Regions from separate parts of the Homo sapiens genome. Here region 2 is linked to region 1. Evidence: read pairs that join two places in POLR2A ChIA-PET (ENCODE). Cell type or tissue: MCF 10A. All regions are shown on one strand. Links, peaks and the distances in the headings refer to the core of each region. The heading gives the core; the rest is flanking DNA.

What was found. ChIA-PET counts read pairs that join two places held together with the same protein. Peaks named below come from ENCODE experiments on the same cell type or tissue, not always from the same donor. Only the 100,000 strongest peaks of a DNase experiment are listed, where the experiment ranks them.
Region 2: POLR2A ChIA-PET joins it to region 1 with 5 read pairs; 2 of 35 experiments call an interaction of 5 or more read pairs at or near these places.

The regions. Positions count from the first base shown.
Region 1 is chr6:79,239,461-79,242,380 of GRCh38, forward strand. No RefSeq gene overlaps it. Among named protein-coding and RNA genes, the nearest start is that of HMGN3, 6.2 kb to the left of the region's middle. In MCF 10A, for the core only: no CTCF peak of the experiment used is centred there; a DNase peak (open chromatin) is centred at 1,221.
Region 2 is chr6:79,306,148-79,309,067 of GRCh38, forward strand. LCAL1 (lung cancer associated lncRNA 1) reads right to left here. Exons shown (of 3, transcript NR_130915.1): 3 at 1,522-2,920. Among named protein-coding and RNA genes, the nearest start is that of LCAL1, 5.8 kb to the right of the region's middle. In MCF 10A, for the core only: no CTCF peak of the experiment used is centred there; a DNase peak (open chromatin) is centred at 1,644.

The DNA of each region.
Region 1 (2,920 bases), core at 221-2,720:
ATACATTGGTTTAGCCATTCCTTTTTGTCAGATTGTTAGCATGGCTGGTGCCAAGAGCCATCCAGGCTCAAGGAGGTGAGAAAGTTAAGGGAAGGAAATCCCCAAAGTTCATGGTGAGGACACAGCAAAATAAGGACTCCATCCCATCCCCTTAGGTAAAAAGCCACAAGCTGCAAGGTGCCAAAGACCAATTAGTAGTTGTTGCAGAGCTCTCCGACTGAATTGCACATTCTTGTAAACTACTGTCAGTGCCAGTACACTCTCAAATGGGACCACACCCTTTTCTTTAAGCTAGTGATTTTGACTACCTATTTTTGGTGTCTTCTGCATTTCCTTCAAATCTCAGAATCCCTGGGAGCTTGTAAGGAACATTTAGTAACCCCATCCCCGTCGCTACCCTCAATGGTCCTGCCTTTCGGAGATATCATACCATTTTCCTTTTCTCAATGAAAGCAAGAAAATGCTGGTTTGGGGAAATGAGAGTCGAATGAATCATTCTGAAAAATACCATAAAGCAACTGGAGATGATTTTCAGGTTAGCTTGGTTAATAACTCTTGTAATTCTCAAGCACTAAGAAAGAGTTAGCCGATAAAATGAGTTTGGCCAGGTCAGAATGAATTCTAGCCACCAGGTCAGAATGAATTCTAGCCACAAGGCAATAAAGTTTTGCCCAGCAGTGGAAAACTAGCCTGCAAATGTGCCATAATCTTCAAGGCTGCTTATCTGCATAAGGCTTTTGTTGTTTTTAAAACACAGAATTGTGCTACTCCCACAAAAAAACTCTCATCCTTTTCTACCTTCTCATTCCCACTCCCACTTCTGCTGTCTGTAATCTTAAGCAAATGGGTTGTTTTTTTCTTTTTTTTTCTCCTAAATAATCCAATTTACCTCTTAACATGTCAAAAAAATTGTTTTAACCATTTTAAAAATAAATGTTTATCAAAAAGTTTGGAATTTGCAGTCATAGGCATGAATTCAAATCTCAAGCTATTGAGCTACCATCACATTACTTAACCTCTTTGAACCCTGGTTTCCTTATTATAAAATGAGAAAAAGAATGTCTATTCAAGGCAGATACCACTAGTTACCTGCCCAATATTCACACTAGCTTTCTTCCTACTAACAGAATTCTGATTTTGGCAATAGGCCTGGTCAAAACAAAACAAAACATAACAAAGCAATCTTTAGTTCCTCCAGCTCCCTGGCAGATAGAGGTTGCTATGTGACACCTCTGGGGCTAATGAAATACATGAACACACAGTCATAAGGTGATTGTGTAAGCAACACCAAATAACAGGACAAACCTAGCCGGGTAGCTAGCTGCCTTGTGCCTTTGTTCTTCCTCTCCTTCCATCCTGGAAGTTGCTAACAATGTCTGGAAGTAGAACAGCCATCTATGTCCAAAGAGAGAAGGGCCACAGTTCATGATGAAAGAGCAGAAAGGCAGGACTTGAGGTCTCTGCAGTGGCCCCAGATTGTCCAGCTGTAGTCTACTGTTAATGTTTGGAAAATAAACACCATGTTTGATCAAGGCACTTTAGGTGGATGTCTGTGATGTGCAGCTGAATACTATCCCTAACTGATACACTGTTTCATGGAACTGGTGTGAAAATTGAAGATGTTAAACCACCAAACTATGGGAATGTGCATATCCCTGAAGGATGATGCTTAACATATTTCATTTGAAGCATGTATATTATACTCCCCCTAAAATGATAAAAGAGAACACAGAAAATTTTTAACTTTTCCTGAATCCCTAAGGGCCTGATTATGAACACTTAGCATAAACCTCTTAAAATTACTTTAAAGTAGGCAGGGATAAACATGATTAAAAGAAGTATTTTATTGTTGCTATAGAACGGGGTGCTCCATAATATGGCCTATTGCTGTGTTTTACCGATGCAAATGCTGGATTGTTGCTCAACTCCATCTCAGTTTTAGTGTGACTCCCTACACTCTAGATGCTGGAGTCCACACTACAGCTGGGGTTCTGATGTAATTTGCATTTGCCTAATTAGAAGCATGAGGTATAGACAGTGGAGGTTAGGAAGAGGCCACACTTTTGCTACATCTGCTGTGTCTGCTGCTTTTTTTCCTAAAACAACATCAGCAAAGATCCCAGGCACCAGCATTGTGGATTCAGAGAGGCATGTCTCCCTGCATTCACTCTGTAGGCATAGACTGTAGCGGTGAGGTGTGGTCTGAAACTGGCAGAGACAGGGGCTTTATGATTGAGAAAGTGTTTTTATTCTTATAGAGTCCCGATACTAGTGGATTCCTGCTTGCAAAAGAGACACAGCTCCTTTGACGACCTTGTTCTGAGTGTGACTTTGGGAGACTTTTCTGAGAGTTCAACCTGCAGTCTATCTCTTTAGTCTTCTGAGCTATCCCATAGTCTATTGAATCTTTGAAACCTTTTCTCCTTAAATTAGGTAGAGTGGGTTCTGTTCTCTACAACTGAATCCAGAACTATGGAGCTTCCTTTAGTGTTGCTTACCAAATATTTCCAGCTTTCAGAGACATACTTGGCTGGGCTCAATGGCTCATGCTTGTAATCCCAGCACTTTGGGAGGCCAAGGCAGGTGGATTGCTTGATCCCAGGAATTCGAGACCAACCTGGGCAACATGGTGAAACCCTATCTCTACCAAAAATAAAAAACGCACAAATATTAACCTGGCATGGTGGCATGTGCCTATAGTCCCAGCTACTCAGGAGGCTGAGGTGGGAGAATTGCTTGAGCCAGAGAGGTTGTGGAGGTTGCAGTGAGATGAGATTGTGCCATTGCACTCCAACTTGGGTGACAGAGCCTGACCCTGTCTCAAAAAACGAAACAAAACGAAACAAAACAAAGCAAAACAAAAAACAAAGAACAACAACAACAAAAACAAAAAAGAGACACACTCTCACTGGAGCTGATT
Region 2 (2,920 bases), core at 188-2,687, 67 kb after region 1:
CACTCAAAATTATTCTTCTAATTGGGAATGTTAGATATTATTTGTGTATGTGTGTGTTTTGTGTCAAAAGGAATAAAATACAGACAAAAGGCAATCATGTTGTCAATGAGAAGTATTCAATATAATATGGTTTTGGTTGTTTTAACATTACAACCTAACTGACCTGACCTTGGTTATTAGAACAGTTGAATAGACATATATAACTCTGATTTCACAAGAGGATACAAGAATCATTAAAACATAAAATATGTGCATACATCATCTAACTACCTCTCTGTAGTTAAATGTAATTGCAGTTTTCCAGCAAAGAATTTGTGGAGAATTAAAATGAAAAGAAATAAAGGCTTGGGGAAAATAGCAACAAATGGATGGAAAATATGAAATTAATTATCTCTATCTGAAAAATCTGTTTCTTATAAAGAATTAGAGATCTGTTGCACTTCAGAATTATTTACATTTGAGAAAAGTTCTCGCCGTCAGTGGAAGAACATTACATGAAGAGGTATCTTTGGGCACATGAGCCATCTAACATAGAGTTAGAAGAGTCCAAAGAGCTCATCCTGCCTGGTCGTCTGTGTCTAACCAGATGACTACCTCAACTACTTGAAATAAAGTGGTTCTTGTCTACTTTGCAAGATGTTTTTTCTTTTCCTTTTTTCTTCTAAAAATAAGCAAACAACAAAACAGAGGGTCAAGATCTGTTTCTCTCTTTGATTCCTAAGATTTGTTTAAAGAAAACTTTGTTTCAGAAATTACATATTTCAGACACAGTTTTAGGTCTATTTTGTTCTATTCCACATAATATCGATACTAAGACAATGATTGGGCCAGCAGCATTTTACTAAAGTTTTCCCAACGACATTAACCAATCAATTAAATAATTAATTTTTTTTGAGACAGAGTCTTGCTCTGTCACCCAGGCTGGAGTACAGTGGCACAATCTCAGCTCACCGCAATCTCCACCTCCTAGGTTCAAGTGATTCTTATGCCTCAGCATCCTGAGTAGTTAGGACTACAGGCATGTGCCACCATGCCTGGCTAATTTTTGCATTTTTAGTAGAGATGGGGTTTCACCATGTTGGCCAGGCTGGTCTCAAACTCCTGGCCTCAAACAATCCTCCTGCCTTGGCCTTCCAAAGTGCTGGGATTACAAATGTGAGCCACCACATTCAGCTCAGACATTAATTTAGCTTGATATATATATATGGATTAATTAAAGGAGGATTAGTCAGAATAGAAAGCACTGAAAAAGGAAAATTACAGAAGAAAATCTGAGTGGTGCTCATTCAGTTGCCATCCAGAGGAAAAGGAATCTTAGTTGTCAGGCCTGAACTACTCAGATCACATTGAGCATCTTATGTCTGTTTTGAGAACAGTATATCAGGATGACTTAGCTTGTAGTCATTAAACTTGAAATTTAATTGGTCCCTTGTTCTGATTCAACACTCAGGTTCCAACTGAGGTACGAGGGGAGTCGGTGGGCAAGTGGTTGGTAGCTGAAAAAACACTCAAAGAATTGTAGACAGTTTCAACATGGCTTTACTCTCTCTCTGGGCACAAGCGAGCCATATGTGCAGCATCAGCAAGGTATACCTTTTACAGACAATAGTGGCTCTGAGCCAAACACGAGCTCATGTGAGTTGTTACCTAATGTGCCTCATGTGGTGTGGTTACATAACGAGCAAGGTTGTGTGCTTGCACTCCAAACCCACTGAGTCATGCTGCACCAGAAGGCTGCCTCAGCCTACTCCTGACTAAAGCACAGCCATTTCCCTTACACTACACCCCCTAGGCTGAGGGCGTCCTCCAGGCAGGGACACATGCCTATATGGCGGAGCCCTGAGTCCATAACCCACAACAACAATACAGAGAGCAACAGCTCACTACTAGGATCTCAGCTATGATACTTATGACTATTAGGGCCCAATGTACGCCAGAACCTAGGGATGCTCACCATCTCTGCAGGGGGTTGACAGTGAGGCTCTCAGTCACCTTAATCTCCTGGAAGACCCCTTTGCAGGGCTGCTGTTATGTTCTGCTGATTGTCAGGGATAAGGTACAACATTGTGTTCCTAAAAGGGCACAGGTGGCTCCTTGGGCAGCAGTTATGTCTAAGGCCACTTGGTTTTGCAACACCACTTTTTGATCTGATCAACCTCATTCATTAACAGGAGGAGGGACACTCAGGTGTAATTCAGAGCCTGAGCGGTGTGCTCCGCAAGAGCAGTAAATTGTGCTTCTACAGTTTTGACACCTGCTCCAGGGATAGTCATTGCCAAAGGGTAGAAACACCAGGGGGCTCATCACATTCGCAAAAACTGAGAGCACAGTGCCTCCCAGTTATACAGGCATCTGGGCAATGTGGGGAGAACAGTAGCAGGTACATAAGGCCACCCCCAGATACAACATCCACTCCAGTTTGCTGATAGGAAAGGCTACTGTGTCCTCATAGACCCATAAGCTCCCAAGAGGCAAAAAGTCCATTGGGGTCCGACCTTGGTGAGGCCACTTGTTCCACCATACCTTCAGTGTGGTGACACATGTTATGTTTGCACAGGCCGTGACAGGTACCCATCCTGTTACCCCAATGTTGCTCTGTGCACTGCAATGCCTGGGCTTGGGCTACTACATGTTCCCCTACTAGCCAGCCCCACTCATCACGAATGCTACGGTCCAGCCATGGGTCTTGCTGTGTCCTTTGTCCAAAGCTTGCCACATTGTGTTCCAGGCATCAGCCATGGGATCTCAAGTCTCCAGGCATGTCCAGTTCTCTGCAGACACGGGATGTATGTGTCAGGGAAAGCTGTCTGCAGCTGCTGCTGGAAAGGCAGTGCAGGTCCAACAGTTGGAAACATTGGTCACCTCAGCATAGGTGTGGGGTCAGTCCACAATGCAATTGGAGCATGTTAACCTACGGTTG